3 separate regions of the Homo sapiens genome follow, and regions 1 and 2 are each linked to region 3. A link is a loop called in an ENCODE intact Hi-C map of the cell type or tissue named here. Cell type or tissue: heart right ventricle. All regions are shown on one strand. Links, peaks and the distances in the headings refer to the core of each region. The heading gives the core; the rest is flanking DNA.

Region 1 (5,779 bases), core at 566-4,565, 50 kb after region 3:
ATGGCATGAACCCGGGAGGCGGAGGTTGCAGTGAGCCAAGATTGCACCACTGCACTCCAGGCTGGGCAACAGAGCAAGACTGAGTCTCAAAAAATAAATAAATAAATAATAGGAAAGTTAGAGGAAAATATAAATTTTATTAGTTAATGGACAGTGGTTGTTTCCAAGCACCCTGTCCCATGGTGGCATTATCATTTTTAAAAGCTTTACCAATCTGGTAGATTTTAAAAGGTACTTCATTTTTTTTTAACGGTACCTTATTATTTTCCATTTCTTTGTTTACTAATGAGTTTGAGGATGCTTTCCCACATTTATCAGTAGATTTTAAAAGGCACTTCATTTTTTTTAATGGTACCTTATTGTTTTATTATCCATTTCTTTGTTTACTAATGAGATTGATGATGCTTTCCCACATTTATTGGTTGATTTTGTTTTCCATGACAAACTGCCCTATTCATGACTGCTCCTTTTCCTATTCAGGCATTCATTTCTTATTGACTTATAAGTGCTCTTCATACATTAAAGGTGTTAAATTTTTATCACATGGCATAAATATTCCTTCATATTTGACATTTGCCTTTCAATTTTGTTGATGGTATTTGATACATAATTTTTTGTGCAACTAAAACACTTTATTTATTTATTTATTTATTTATAGCAAAGAGGTCTCACTTTATTGCTCAGGCTGGTCTTGAACTCCTAGGCTCAAGCCATCCTCCTTTCTCAGCCTCCTAAAGTGCTGGGATTACAGGCACGAGCCACTGTGCCGGATTCAATCACTTTTTGTGTGTTATTATTTGTTTAATTTTGCATTTAGAAGAGCACTTCTATATACAACCAACATGCTATCAAGTTAGAAACCAATGGTGGTTTTGTGGTTTCTAACTGAGTAGAAGTCTGGGTATTTTTTCTTCTTTTTGCTTGTATATTTCTTTTCTCTAACAACTATATAAGCTTATCTAAGAATAAATATTTTCTTAAACATTAAAAATAGAAAATAATTTCTCCACTACTTGATTATATATTTACACACACACATTTCCTTATGTTTTTATTCTATTTTAAAATGTTTTCATTATTTTAACCATCTGAAATCTTAGCTCATGGCATGAAGTACAACTCTAGTTTTATATTCTTGTGATAATTTTAAGTCAATATTCTTACCACTTTTGTTTACTAATTCATTCTCCTAATGAATTGAAATGGCTTCACTATCATACATTAATCTGTATTATTTTAGGACTCTACCTTGTTCCATTCTTAGTCAATATCATATGGTTTTAATCATTGCAGATTTATAAAAATCTTCTAATATATGGTGGTGCAATTCCAACTTCATAATGCTACTCCTTCAAAAATTTTCTTTTAAACTTATTCTACAACAATTTCAGACCAATTTTGTTAAATTTCCCTATTTCATCCCACTTCTGAATCAAAAATGTTAATTAGATTTTGATTAGAATTGCATCAAATTCATAGATTTGGGAAGAATTAATATAAGACTGAGTCCTGCTTATTAGAAACATGTTTAATCTCTGTACTTATTCAACTCTCTTTATGTTATCCTGTAAGGTTTTTAAAAAATAATTTGTACTTGTTTTATCGTTTCTAAATACTTAAGAGATTTTTTTTCTCCATTGTAGTTTCCAACTAGGTATTCCTTGAATATTGAGAAAGTACTGACTTCAGTACATTTAGACGTAACTAACCACATAATTTTAGTTCAAATAGGCTTTCAGGTAATTTTCCTAGATTTTCTGGTAGATCACTTGTGCATAATAGTAATGCTGTCTTCTCTTTTGAAATGACTGCCCAACCATGTAGTGTTTCTGGTCCTGACACCAGAAGGAAGGCCTTTTATTATTCCAGGAAGAAGAAATATTTTCCAGATGAAGGTCTCCCATCTTGCCAGGCTTCTACTTGTACCTGCTTATCCTTGTTTCCGAGAAGTAGAGGAGATTTAGTCAGATTTATTCAGCATCTCTTCCACTCACGACCCAGGCAGTTTGCTCTTTCATGCGAGAATTTATGGGTTGGTTCTCTATACCTCCATCAACTCGGTTCCTTTCATATTGTCTCTAGCATAAATGCCTACAATTACGAAAAGTCCAGCAGGAAATATTTTCATATTTTTATTTGTATTACTTTTGGATCAGCATCATTTCCATCTATTTTTTTAACAATGTGTGTGCTACATCTCTCTCTTTCTGATATTCTTGCTGTTTGTACAATACATTTTATCTCCTGACCTGTCTTCCTTTTGTCTTATTTTGTCATTTTGATTTATTTTTGTAGTGTCTAATTTGCTATTCACTGCATCCAGAGATTTTAATTTGGCAACTGTATTTTCATGCCTTCAGAATCCTGTCAGATTGCTTCCTTTTTATTACTGATATCCAGCTTCCCCAGGTTTAATGACTAAACCTTTTTGAGAACACAAATCTCAACAGATTGCTAGTTGAGCTATCCAGCAATCTGAACAGGGTTTGAGGCAGGAGGGTTGGTAGCTGGGAACTTAGTGACTAGGCCACCTATGTGGACAGGTTTCTTCTAGGGAGGTGCTATAAGCAAACTCTAGATCTATAAACAGTGTTCACAAATGCTTCTGGTCAAAGAGCCAAGAGAGGGATTTAAACACTGTGCTTTGTAGGAACATGCATTAAGTTTACTGTCCCTCCCAACTTAAGAGTCCTCTCTCAGAAAGATTCTCCTTCAGGGGCTCCTCCTCAATTACTTCTTTCATTCCAGGACCATAAGCAATGCTGCCTAACAAAGATTATTCTGGGTTTTCTGGCATGAGTGGCATTAAGCTCTAGCTTCTAATACACATGCAGTGTTTTTCCCATTCATCTATGTATCTAGTGGTCTTTTTAATGGAAATTTAGATGGGTGAAGATAGGAAACTTTTTTTTCTGCTATTTTGCCCAATACTGTTGTCTGTATTCTTATCACTATACATCACGTTGATGCTTACTACTTTGTTTCAAGAGACAGGGTCTGGCTTGTTGCCCAGGTTGGATCACAGTGACATGATCATAGCTCACTGCAGCCATGAAGTCTGGGCTTAAGCGAACCGCCTGACACAGCCTCCTGAGTATCTAGGACTACAGGCGTGCACTACCACATGCAGCTAATTTTTTGCTGCTGTTGTAAAGACAGGGTCTTGCCCAGGCTGACCCATGTTGCCCAGGCTGGTCTCAAACTACTGACCTCAAATAATCCTCCCACTTCAGCCTCCCAAAGTGCTCAGATTACAGGTGTGAGTCACTGTACACAGCCCTCTCACTACTTTTAATTAATCCATGCTTCTAGGTAATGGTTTCCAATCTCCATTTTACCAATTCAAAGAGACTTGACAACATGCCATCCTTCCCACCCCAATCATTGCACTTCAGGAAACAAATGCCACAATAAGAACACCTATCTCTTTCTGGGAAATCTTTTACCAGGTTAGGTATAATGATGGACTAGTAGGACTCCAAATGGTCAGAGTTAATAGACCCAGGTATCTCTGTGTCTTAATTTTTGAAGGTAAGATAACAAGAATAACAGTGCCATTAAAAGACTGCTATGAAAGACTAAACAGTGAGTGCCAACTTCTCTGAGATGAAGCAAAGGGGTCTCTCCAAAAGACAGATGAGCACAAGACCTGCACCTACTTGTTCTACAACCACAGAGCTTCAGGGGCAGAGAATCAGCCTCATTCATGTTTGCATTCCAAGAACCACAATGGGCACAAAGAATCTAATCATTTACATCTTGCAGAACTAAACTGTCCACATGGCTGGTAGGCAGAGTTACTTGCAACGAGGGCTCACCCTCATATTCTCTCACCAAAAAGCTCTCATTATAGAGACGTTTACTAGGAACCAAGGCAGCTTTTCCACTCAGGAGTCCCTTCTGAGTGAGGGGTTAATGGTAACCTACTTTGGTTTTATATTATTCACACATAAATAATTTGGCCGTTTGCTAATCATGTCTATAAAAGCAGCTCTTCAGTTGCTTGTTGCTTGTTGCCCACATGAAATATAGAGTCTGTGAATCCTCATGCACTGCTCAAAGCAGTAAAAACTATCTAGTCATCCTACAGAGCAATCTGGCAATACCTGGTGAACTTAATAATGGACATCCAACAACAGATCAATCACATTCTTGATTATATACCTCTATAAAATAAAATGAAGATTATCACTGCAACATTATTAATGGCACATGGAGTTGAATACACCCAAGTGCCATCAGAAAAATGTATAAATAAGACAAATACACAGTATACATGGATAAGAGTGTGTACATGATATAATACTGTATAGCAGTCAGAAGTAATGAACCAGAATTGCATATAGCAACAAAAATAGATTGTTTAAATATAGGGCTAAATGAAAAAAAAAAAGAATAAAATGGGATGTACAGACCAAGGCCATTTGTGAAAATTAATAACCTATATATATATGTACTAAACACTATATAATATTTTCCAAAGATATAGAAATATCCAAAGACATAAATTAACTAGATTATAGTAGGTGTTTATGGAGGAAACAGAATGAGTAAAGATAGGAAAAAGAGAAGACAACAAAGTAACCAATCAAGATGCGGGGCTAGCCCTCAAGATGCCAACAGTAAGAAGCATCATTATAACCTACCTGTGCCCATGAAGTTTGAGAAGCAGGTAGAGGAGTAAAAGAAGTCCAAATAAACTCAGCCAAGACAAGATAATACAGACATGAAAGCTCCACTAGGGAAAAAAAAAAGGTTCTAAGTATGCCAAGACAAGAAGTTTATTTTGAAAGGTGCCAGGAATGGTATTTCATTTATTTGAGAGGAGAAACCATCAGTGAATATTTATTTTAAAAATCAAGAAATAATCATTGAAGATTATAATAATGTAAAGTAACTACATGATCAAACTAAGAATTTGATGATTTCTCTGAAATTAATAGGTCTGTAACATCATCCAGAGATTAATCTGAATTCATCATCCTGACATACAAAGATCCTGAACACAAAATACCAAACAGAAGATAAGATGTAGTCTGGCAGAGATTCCACACCAACAGAATTTTTAACTTTCACTTACCTCAGAGATATGCTACAAAACCTTTACCATGGATTAATTCCCATGAATGAGATGAAATCTAAAACCATGGCATATGCAAAAAATTAACCCGGAAAAGTCATTTGTCAGTAACCCTTTATTATTATAGCACAGTTATGAACATAGTGTCACTAGAAGAAGAGCTGGGGAGACAAAATCTGGAACACATTTTATACTTGAGGAAGACAGAATGGAAAACGCTACTTTAGCGTTTCATGCAATAGAGCTAAGAAGAGCAAGGACTTAAGAAAAAAATCAATTCCCTTGTCATATTAGTCTGTTCTCATTAAATTACAGCTAAATCTGTCAATAATTTGGGGGTGCTGATAGAAAAAAATAATCTGAATTGGAAGTACCATCATACCACTTTCTGGAACCTATAATAAATTATCTTGAGGTAAAAAGAGGTCATTATTTTTCAAATGTGTAAAGCAGTAAAAATTTGAGCTTTTTTAGCTATTGGACTCAAACTGTATACCAATGAAAGGGTAAATAAGCAATGATAATCAAATCAGCAGTGACAGATTAGCATGGACAATTAATACAGCAGACAATGGGAGTAGCCTTCTCTAAAGACTGCAATCCTGTATGGTTCAGATTTAATTTAGGCCACAGAAGATTCTGCAAACATCTGCTTTTGCTGGATGAAACTTGCTGCATTCATCAGCATAAATAATTAGG
Region 2 (5,779 bases), core at 1,037-5,036, 60 kb before region 3:
ACAGATGAATATCCCATCAACTAGAGTTCCCATTTATATAATATAGCTAATAGGTTATCCTGGAACACATGTGCTGTTGGAAAAAATCTCTTTTATGAAGCACCTAACTGGGCAAACATTTTAGGCACACTATAAGAAAACCAGTTAATGTGAGAGAGAAAAAGGAATTTAAAAACCATTATAGCCTATATGCTTGTATTTCAGAATGTACTAAGAAGTTTTGTGAAGGATTTTGGCTGCAAATAAAAATACTTCTGTGATAATCTGCAGGAATTTTGGGCCGAATCAAAGGCTCTGCCTGAAAAGATTACTAACCAAACAAATGTTGGCTTGCCCAGGTTTAGCATGCAACGCCAATTTTAAGTCGTGCTCCTCAAGGTGCCAGCTGTGTTCCTGATGATTCTCCTCTATACTATACTCAGTAAAAGAGTACAGTAAGAATGTCACTACTGGGGCATATCTTGGCCTCAAAAATTCAGGTGAGTTAGGATGGAATGGAATTAATTCTTTTTTTTTCTTTTTCAAAATAAAGTTGAGGATCTAAAATTTTTCTGAATCACAGGAATTCTAATGGACATTCAGAAGAATGATTTGACCCAAGTTTTCCAAAGGAAACTAATGAATAATTTTTTAAAACATGAAGTAGAAACATAAAAAAATGAAAACATACATTTAACCTTTTTCTTTCATAGAAAACAAATCACAAAATTTGTTTCTCCTTCTTTCTCTCTTCTTGTTTGCTGCCTTACAAATGAAATGCCTCACACTGAGAAAATTAAACAGTTTTTAATGCTTGTTTCATTCCACTCAGTGACAAGGATGTTTGTTATTAACTATTAAATGCCTACTATAATGCAGACAGTATACTATCCAAGTGTTTCATATATATTACTGCTAATCACTAATTATCCCAATGATCTTATGCATTTTACAGACTAAGGAATTTTCATTTTATTTTGATTTTATAGACTAAGGAATTGAGAGTCAAATAAATTAAGTAACTTGACCAAGGTCACACAGGTTCTACTGCAGAATCCACACTCCTTTCACATAATGATAGTTAAGTGGGAAAATCTCTGTTAATCAACTGGTCTTGGTGATTGATTTTTCTTGCAAGCAGAAACAATGAAAGGCTCTTCTGGGTCCCTTCACTATAGCCCTCTGGACAAACTCCAGACAAAGCCTGCTGGAACTCCAGAGAAAGCATGGAGCTCCCACTAATAAAAGGGCATGTCTTCCAGAGGCTATTTTCTTTGCCATAGAAAGCATAGCATTATGAAATAGTTCAAAATGGCAAAATAAAGCGCAAACAGATTTAATCTTACAGGCAAAAAGTCAAACAGAGTAAGAAGACAGGTGACACAGGTAACAAGGACAACTCTTTAGACTTCTGCCACTCAAAATACAGTCCACGAACTAGCAGCATTGGTAATACCTGCGAGCTTGTTAGAAATGCAGTGTCTCAGGCCCCACTCCAGATTTAGAATCAGTCCATGCTTTAGTATGTATATGAAAATTTGAGAAGCAATAATTTTAATTATAATTAAGTCACTAGTGACTAAATGACGGCCAAAACTGGTCTAAAGAGCTAGAAATTAGCCTATAGCCAACAAAGCTTCCAGAAACAAGATATTCTAATGCATTTCCCTCATTTGATTAATACTGTAAATTGTGAATTCACTTGCTAAGAGCCCTTTTGAAGCAAACTTGGAAGTCAGTATTCTATTATTTCAGTTCTACCTGGTAAGAACTTAGTTTCATTTGCACCTTTCACTCACTCACTCATAGCTTCCACCCAAGTACAAGCAAAGCAGCAGCACATGTTTAGTAGAGTTTTACCTTAGAGTAATCAGAGCCAAGATATGTTTTGTGGGGATAAAATGCATTTGTAAGCAAGAGCTGTCTTCATCAAAATTCAAGGTTTTCCACATGATTTAACTATCATAGCAAGCAATCTGGATATTACCCCACAAAACACATTTGTGTGTGTGTCGACAGTAGTCTCTAATACTGTGGCTAGTGGAAAGGAGTTATGGATTATTTTGTCAAGACAAAAGGTCTTGTAAAAATAACTTACTTCTCTTAAATAGCAAGCCAATACTCAAACTATTAGACTAGTGGGAAGAATGGTAATGCATTTGACCATAGAGAGAATACTTAATTAAATCTGCTAAGTGATTGATGATACTACCACTGTCCTGTTATATAAACTAAAACATCAAATCACTGTTGGATCCCTCTCTTCACTGAAAACAGTAGCTCTGCCAGATAGTTAAAAACAATTTCTGGAAATATCTGACCAGATGATGAGTTAATTTTGAAGGAAACCAATAGCCTCATTTGAGAGATTTTTTTTTTTTTTTTTTTTTTTACTTATTTATTGCTTACATCTGTTAGGTTTAGAAAACACTCATATGGAACAACAATGAAGACTGCTGTCAAAATCTGTCCCTTTGGTTATATTTTAAGAGAATCCTCTTTTAAACAAATTTTATTCATTTTCTTACTTTTTTGGACAGGGTTATTCTTTATCTCTCATAATAATTTAAAATATCTGAATCAAAATCCTCAAAATGTTTACAAAATAAGTAGTAGTTTTTTTTTTTCTACTTTAAGAATCTAACCAAAGGAAAACAAATTCAGACCAAAAGACTGAGATATTTTCTGGTTTCTAATTAGACTCTTCTACTTTATAACCTTGTAAACTAACATTCTTAACATTCCATAACAAAAAGGGCTGAAAAAAGGTTGGTTCACACAGATACTATCATAATGCAGGAAAAGGATTTGTGTTAGAATTCAATGTTCACATTAAATAAAATTTTCTTAATTATCTGGTTTTTACTAATACACTGTTCTTTTGTCTGATGGTGCCTTTCTTTCTGTGCTTTCTTTTCTCTTGCACTGACTGTCAACCTTGCTTAGAAGAGGGCTGATTTGTCTCTGACTTATCAGATGGTTAAAGTCTGCCTTATTTGAGTAAGCTCTTTAAAAATGCTGTTTTAGAAAGGTCAATTAGTTCTAAACAAAGATATTCAGTTCAGTAAGCAACTCCTATAGAGACACTTCCTACAGAGATAAGCCAATATTTCCTGTTGTGCTCTAGTGTACAAAGGGGCAAAGGAAGCTGTAAGTGAATGCACACTGTATCAGCTGGAGTCCCCAGAATTTATAATTTCTCACAGCACTTACGGGAGATTTCCACTGAGCTCCTACACCAGCATTTTCTAGAATTTTGCTGAATTATTTCATTTGTATGGAGAGAGGTGTTTCAAAATACATCCAATCTATCATGAAATCTGGATGATTTTTTTTCTCTGTGGTGATTTTTGGTTTTGCCCATCTCTTTCCATTTCCACAGCTGCACCTTTCACGTCTAGTTTGTTCTGGTGGTCTCCTATCTAATGTCTTTGCCTCTAGGTCCTCCCACTCCATCCATATGCAATCACAAATACAATGTTCCTCAATTAATTTCATCATGTGACTTGCTTGTTCAAAAATTTTAAGTAGCTCCCTATTTTTCAGCATATCAAACCCACATTTCTTAGCTTAGGTTTCAAAATCCTCCACATTTCAAATCAATGGTTATTTTGCAGAGAAGAAAACGGAGGCACTTTGAAGTAACTTGCCCAGGGTTACATAGTTAGAGGAATTGAGATCTCAGCTCAGGCAATCTCATTTCAGAGTTTAGGCTTTCAAGTATCACACTACATTATTCCTGTTAAGAGTCTGGTGTGTAACTGTTATGTTGCAATTGCATTGTATTTGTCTCCAGATATTTCCCCAACCACATTATTCTGAGACAGTACATTTCATTTGTATGTTCACACAAAACCTATATATAGCAGACAATTTATTTCATTAACTGGTGCTATACTAGAATAGTTTTTCAGATAAACCATAATGCCAAGCTTGCAACTGCTTGGAGTCAAAGATCGATAAAGATATAGGTGGTTAAAACTGTTTCCATCTATTTATATCCTCATCTGCTGCAGTTTCTGCTTAAAAATAGTTGTGACATGAAATTTTCCTATAAGGTGTTCTGGTCCAGAAGTAAGCAATGGTGAAATCTGAGCAAGACTTTCTACAGATGTGTGTGTGTGTGTGTGTGTGTGTGTGTGTATAATTTATATATATATATATATATATATATATATATGACAATTCTAGAAAGAAGTAGAAAGGGTACACCAAGCATGAAGTTATGTAATCTCTAACACTCGTAATGTTTACATTTGAAATAGTTAATATACTCTCTGTTTTTCAATATATGACGAAACACACAGTCATAAAGAAATGGCCCCTTCACTGAGAAGATATTGTGAATGTGTATTTCATAAGAGAATGCAGCTAGCCATAGTCTTGTTAAATGCTAGGCAAAGTTCATGTAAATGAAATGTTTATGCTGAGCATTACGCTCTAAGTATTTAATCGATCCTTAACCAAGAAAAAAAAATCAATGCTTTCTTTTTAATTCTGTCAGTCACAGCAACTGAAAATAAAGGGATATATATATATATATATATATATATATATATATATATATATATTACACACACATACACACATATATATGTGTGTAATGTAATACAGACAGGAAAGACCATTACCAGGAAACAGAACAATAGTTCTCTTTTCTCTTGTGGCTTTTTGCATTACATTATCAGTTAAACATTCTAAAGATATTTCAAGAAAAAAAAAAAACCCTGTCTTTGATATTTGATCTGAGATGTTTGAAAAGAAAATCTGAAACATTATCATTTACAAATCCAGACACTGACAACATAAACATATAAAGATGAAGTTGCCATGATAACGAATTAGGTATTCATATGTTTCACTGACAAAAATCCATTGTTCTATGGTTTTGCAACTAGTAAGTTTATGTCCCAAGTTCATGATATACCAGTATATCTGTTCTTAACATAAGACAATGAATAACTTTGTAACAGGGTCCAGAAATAATTAGCCACTCCAGAGAGTGTTGTGGAATTTGAAAACCGAGATGCCATGTATTTTCTCTGACACTATTTTCTGAATAGTCCAAATAAAAACTTGGAGGAAAGTTCAAAGCCCAAAATAAATCTGTCTCACGAAAAGATAGCTTGAGAAGTTCTGCATACTCTTCTGGATGCAGAAAAGAGCTACTGTGAGAAACACCTCACTCTTCATAAGTCAAGATGAAAACTGAGGATAATGTCATGCTACCAGAATAACAATAGTTACCACTTAACATATGCCAGGCACTTTTTATCTACTGTTTCCTTTAATCCCTCTACTTCCTTATAACGTATTACCACCCCTATTTTATAGACAAGGAAACTGAAGTTCAGAGAGATTTCGTGATTTGCTCATAGACCTAGGACTGGATCATACACTTAGATCATGGTATGTCTGAACTCTGGACTTAGATCTATCTAGCTCCAGAGTCTACAATTCTATTTTACTATATGGCAGTTGTCCTCAACCTTTAGTGCCTGTCACAATCATCTGTAATCTTTATTAAAATACAGATGCATGAGTTGCATTCCCATAGATCCTAAGCCAGCAGGTCTGAGAGGGGGCTCAAACATCTGAAACAGTTCAGGTACTTCTGATGTATATCAAAGGAAGAGAACTTGTATTTATTACTAGACTGGAAAAACAAAAATGGCAATCTAGAATAAGTTTATCATTTTGTAATTACTTGTTTTTCAGCAAATTTACCATTCTTATTACATATTTTGTAGGCATCCATTAAATCATCCCATTTTCTAATACATGATATCCCTAAACAAAT
Region 3 (5,779 bases), core at 563-4,562:
ACACCCAAATATACACATACATACATATACACACAAATCAACAGCTCCATATTTCCCTTATTGCCATCCTGAGGTTTACTGAATATGACATCAAAGAGTTCCTCGAATTTCCATACATCTAAGAACTTATCTCATTTTTAGAAAATATCCTGGCACAGAAAGCAGACTACATAGAAATAAATCTACATTAAAACTAAATAATCAATGGCTAGGAAAAACACTTAATTTAATGCTAACGAATTTGTCAACATGACTCATTAAAAAAAATTTACTGTTTCAGCAATTTCTTTATTGAAATAGTTTAAAAAGTTAAAAGGCTTTGTGTATTAAAACCATGCCTTCTGAATCACAAGGCCATCCACGTGTACAAAGGGAATGCTTTAATAAGAATGGGACACCAGCCTGGAAGCCTGGCTTGCTTGCAGTTGACTCTAGATCAGGAATTCTTTAAGCCTAAAGCCAAACAAGAGAAACTCACAAATCACAGGAAAAAGCCCAGTCATCTTGAAAAATTCCAAACCCTCAGTTAAATGTCATAACTTTTTTATGAACACTAAATCACAATGGGCCAATGAGAAACTAACAGTAGTCCTTAAAATGACTACAGTCTGGGTTAGCAAGACACAATCATATTATAATAGGTAAAATTTAATGAAACTGTGTTAGGAGTTTGAAGTTTCCAGGAAACTAGCTCCTGAGTTATCTCAAAACAAAAACCAAAAAATTAATTACTATGAAGGGTCCTCTTCATCTTTTCCTTTAAGGCACCATTAAAAAGTGGCTGTAAAAAAAACCTTTGCATATGTTTTGAAGTCATACATAGAGCTGAGAATTAAAAACTAGCTCTATTCAAGTCTGTATCAAATATCATTTTGAATTCCATGGATCTGTGATGGCATGAAAATGGGTACGCAATAAGAGGTGGAGCTCTGTAGGGCAGGGCATCAGGAAAGAACATCAGCAGCTGGGCAAGAGAATCTTATAATGGACTCTTAAGAAAAACAGACTTCAGAAAGGACATAATACATTTTTCTTCTCTAAAATAAGTCAAATCTCAAAATGTTGCTTTCAAATTTTGTTGTATATCAACTCCATCCTTTGCTGTTTTCCTTATTTGATTAGAACCATCTGGGAGATCCTCCTTTCTTTTATTAGTTCTACAGAAAACATGCAGTTAATCATCTTAAAAAACACTTTTTAATATAGAACAACTGGAGATTGTATTAATGATCAAATTTTCATATCTGCAGAGAAAGCACCATCATACCATGTGGTCTAGAAAGTCAGTTTCTTTTAAAGGAAAGACAATTTAGAAAAAAAAATTGTACAAGAAAAACTGCTCATACCCACATACTAGTTTTAAAATTATTTTCTTTCCAATTAAAAAAATACTAAAAAGTTACACAGTTGTAGCTCTACAACTACAAAGTGGAAATAAAAAAGAAAACCCACTTCAATAAAGGCAATGAAATAATTAATTTTACGTACAGCTTAGCTTCCCATGCTTATTTATTCATTTTCAAAGTATCCTTTTAAATTAACTGAAATTTTCCTTAGCTCACCTACAATTTATGAATACTTTATTATAAAGTATGATTTCTCTTTGCATTAGTCAGGATAACGTATGTGGTTGATAAACACAAGGATATTAAAAGTCAATTATGCTTATTCTTAATCCAGGAATAAATGAAAACCAAAATTAAATCAACTCATAGACCTTATTACTTGCCACTTCCTTACCTCTTTGTTACTGTTATTTATATAGCTGTAGTCATTACTACTTTCATATTAGAAAATGTTTGTTTCTCCTTCTTGGATTTTTTCATAAATCATTGAATTCTCACTTTCTCACAAAATGGTACTTCATTGAAGGATGTAATTAGTCTCACTAAAGCAAGAAAACATGATAAACTTGGTTGAGAGTCACAGAGTCACTTAGTCTAGCCCAGCTATATGACCAATTCAATCTGGTCATGTAAACAATGAAGAGAATGATATTTAACCCACAAGAGTATGGTGATGAGGCTCACATGAGATTAATGTATGTAAAGAGCAAAGAGCTTTGAAATGTTTACAGTGCCATACAAATGCGAAGGTCTCAGTCTCACCATCTTCACATGGCAGGATTCAATGAAGTGATCTCTAAAGACTTATCTCGCAACCAAAAATTCTTAGCTATTCACATGTGAAGCACATTTTAAAAATCTACTGATAGGATAACTGTATTACTGTAAGGGACTTATGGAACAATGAAGTCAATCTTCTCACCTTACAAAATGTATGAAAACAGGTTAAGATACTTGTAGAGCACATGAGTCAGTAGGAAAGCTGGGAATTGAAAGAACCCAGATCTGAGCCCCACCTCAAAGTCCTTTCTATCATATGTTGCTGTTCACTATTCTGTGAATTTAAAATCTCTCTTCACCATAGGATCATGTAACCTAAATTACTTTTTCAAACTGGTTACAATGAAAAGCTTGTTAAGATGGAAATATTATTTTGGTGAGGCGATTTAACTGCTAATAGTTGAATTAAGAATGCTTACAAATGACACTAATAGCAAAAGGAGCTCAGACTAAATTGTCCAGCTATTTGTTTGGTTTGTGTAATATTAAATTTTAAGTCAGCTGGGTGTGGTGGCTCAAGTCTGTAATCCCAGTACTTTGGGAGGCCGAGGTGGGCGGATTACAAGGTCAGGAGATCAAGACCATCCTGGCTAACACGGTGAAACCCCATCTTCTCTACTAAAACACACACACACACACACACACACACACACACACACACACAATTAGCCAGGTGTGGTGGCACGCACCTGTAGACCCAGCTGCTTGGGAGGCTGAGGCAGGAGAATTACTCGAACCCGGAAGGCAGAGGTTGCAGTGAGCCAAGATCACGCCACCGCACTCCAGCCTGGGCGACAGAGTGAGACTCGTCTCAAAAAAAAAAAAAAAAGTAAGTCAATAGACATGGGTTTACAAACCCTATCTAACCTTTCCCAATACACGGTTTTGAATCTGCTTTTGGTACTTACTAGCTATGTGATCTCGGACAATTTGCTTATTTCTTTGTTTTAAAGATTAGTATGTCACCTGGCTGTCGTGAATTAAATAAGTTAGTTCACGTTAAGTCCTTACGATAGTGTCTAGCACATAGTAAGTGCTTATAAACGTTAGTTCCCATCTCTAATCTTCCAAACTTTTGAGGAATAGAGAATACTCTCCCCCTTTTTACTTCATCAGAAAGTAAATGAAATAAATTCCTTAAATGAAAGTAAATTCCTTATATGAAATACATATGTCCTCCACCCTCTACTTCAATAATCAGCAGTTGCACAACAACTAAACCTAAATAAAATAGGGAACATTGTGACATAATGGAAGGCAAATACGGTTTGGAGTCAGCAGATATGAGTCTGAATCCCAACTTAACTCTTTAAGAGCTTCTGACCTCAAGCAATTTACCAAACCTCACAAAACTTTCCATGTTAAAATGAGATTGCTATCTAGCTGTTTATAATTTTGTCTTTCATATTCATAGTTAAGTTGCTAATCATTTGATATCCCCTATGTCATTTTTTTTTATTGCATCTATTTGATTCTTCTCTCTTTTCTTCATTAGTCTGGCTAGCGGTCTATTTTGCTGATCTTTTCAAAAAAACAGCTCCTGCATTCATTGATTTTTTGAAGGGTTTTTCGTGTCTCTGCCTCCTTCAGTTCTGCTCTGATCTTAGTTATTTCTTGTCTTCTGCTAGCTTTTGAATTTGTTTGTTATTGCTTCTCTAGTTCTTTTAATTTCGATGTTAGAGTGTTGATTTTAGATCTTTCCTGCTTTCTCTTGTGGGCATCTAGTGCTATAAATTTCCCTCTATACACTGCTTTAAATGTGTCCCAGAGATTCTGGTATGTTGTATCTTTGTTCTCAAAGACCATTTGGTTTCAAAGAACATCTTTATTTCTGCCTTCATTTCGTTATTTACCCAGTAGTCATTCAGGAGCAGGCTGTTCAGTTTCCATTTGGTTGTGCGGTTTTGAGTGAGTTTCTTAATCCTGAGTTCTAATTTGATTGCACTGTGGTCTCAGAGACTGTTATGATTTCTGTTCTTTTGCATTAGTTGCAAATAGTTTGAAAAGAGCATGTCTTATTCACCTTTATCTCCTCCATACTACTATGGCAAGGTTTAAAATTATTAGATTTTTGCTGAAATAAGACAGGAGATTAATAAAAGAGATTTAAGACCAGAATAAACATGTTACATTATGGAAAGAAAAAGTACAAACCTGGTTTAATTGGCTCCAACTCTGGGCATTATGTTGTTGCTTCCTTTTCTTTCCTTACAAATGGATCTCAAGTATTCTTTTCCTATTAGAAGATGCAAAGTGGGGAAGATATATTAATAAAGGGCATTTGAATCACTCTTTAAAACTGAGCATTCTTTAATTCACCATAAAGCAGAATCAAACTCTTACTTATTCTATTTGATGAACTTATTTTTAAGCTATAAAATCACTAAGAGGTGTTTTAATTGGTTAATACAACAGAAACATTATAGGCTTAAGTAGCCAAAAAGTAAACATATATTATAGTGCATTAAAATAAATTTGTTCCTTACTTCAAAAAATTACTTTCAAAGAATAGCAGTACCTCTGCTAAAGATAACTTCACTATTCAGGGGTTGCATGAAACAGTGTAGTTTATTATAATACATTACACAAAAATACTTCTGGTTCCTACAGTTCTTAACCTTTTGGGTGGAAGGTGAGTGGTGAGTTATATAAAACTTTGATAATCCAAAAGAAGCTATAAATTGCATCTTCATAAAAATGTGTACATATGCATCATATCTTGCATATAATTTTAGTTGAGTCATGAAACCCAGTCATGTACCCTGTAGATCTCTAAAACCTGTTGGCAGACTCTGTTCTTGAGTTTCTAAAAATGAACAGACTTAAGAAAATGAAGAAATAGTGACCCAGAGAGATGAAAAAGATTAAAAGGGCCACACTGTACTCAGGAAGAGAAGGATGTTCAACTACCATATTAATCCACATAAGACTGACCATGCAAAATTTACAGTAAATCAGTGCCTTCGGGTCAGAGTAATTCTTAAAACAAAACCAGAATAGGAGACTTCATGGTGCCTAGCACATAGCAGCTCATGAAATGATACGAATTAAAAAATATTTGTCAAGTAATGAAAATGGATAAAATATAAAAACGCAATTTCCAAGTAAATGAAATGTTTTCCAGCTGACCAAATAAGTGGCAAACTTAAACGTTTATTATCTACTACATAACATTATATAATATCCTACTATTCAAGAATGCTTAAATTGTGATTCAAAAAGGATAAAGTTGTCCTCCTTTTAATAGTAATTAGGCAAAGACATAGAACTTCTTCCTTCCCAGTTTCCTTTTTGGGTTCCTCTTTTTCCCTTTCCTCCTAGGGTTCAGTGTTTTGCCCACTTCACACTCTACTCACATTTTCTGTATTCCTCCAGGACTGGGAGGAACTCAAATGAAAACCCTGAATCCTAACCTTTCACCTGAGCCTCAGACTCCTACATCCAGTTGTTTGTTGGATGTTTCTAACTGAAGGTACTATAGGCAAAAACTCAATATATCCCAAACCGAGCTGTTCATCTTTTCCTAAAATCTGTTCCTTTTTAAAGTCCCTGTCACAGCAGAACAACAGCCCCTTAACTTCTCAAGCTAAAAGTTGGGCAATCATCTCACACTTCACCAGTCATCTTCAATTCTTATTGATTTCTACTTTAAA

The links. Peaks named below come from ENCODE experiments on the same cell type or tissue, not always from the same donor. Only the 100,000 strongest peaks of a DNase experiment are listed, where the experiment ranks them.
Region 1: a loop joins it to region 3, with 1.8 times the contacts of the local background. A loop is called at or near these places in 1 of 110 quality-filtered maps.
Region 2: it touches region 3 in a loop (4-fold over the local background); 1 of 110 quality-filtered maps calls a loop at or near these places.

Annotation. Positions count from the first base shown.
Region 1 is chr15:77,332,512-77,338,290 of GRCh38, forward strand. All of the region lies in intron 2 of PEAK1 (pseudopodium enriched atypical kinase 1), which reads right to left. Among named protein-coding and RNA genes, the nearest start is that of PEAK1, 85 kb to the right of the region's middle. In heart right ventricle, for the core only: no CTCF peak of the experiment used is centred there; a DNase peak (open chromatin) is centred at 3,030; H3K27ac peaks cover 1,424 bases.
Region 2 is chr15:77,221,539-77,227,317 of GRCh38, forward strand. All of the region lies in intron 6 of PEAK1 (pseudopodium enriched atypical kinase 1), which reads right to left. LINC00597 (long intergenic non-protein coding RNA 597) reads right to left here and starts at 3,866. Exons shown (of 1, transcript NR_026813.1): 1 at 2,355-3,866. In heart right ventricle, for the core only: no CTCF peak of the experiment used is centred there; no DNase peak of the experiment used is centred there; H3K27ac peaks cover 1,751 bases.
Region 3 is chr15:77,282,143-77,287,921 of GRCh38, forward strand. It overlaps PEAK1 (pseudopodium enriched atypical kinase 1), which reads right to left. Exons shown (of 10, transcript NM_001385026.1): 3 at 4,281-4,362; 4 at 2,816-2,913; 5 at 1,741-1,888. Among named protein-coding and RNA genes, the nearest start is that of LINC00597, 60 kb to the left of the region's middle. RefSeq lists an enhancer at 73-671. In heart right ventricle, for the core only: no CTCF peak of the experiment used is centred there; no DNase peak of the experiment used is centred there; H3K27ac peaks cover 733 bases.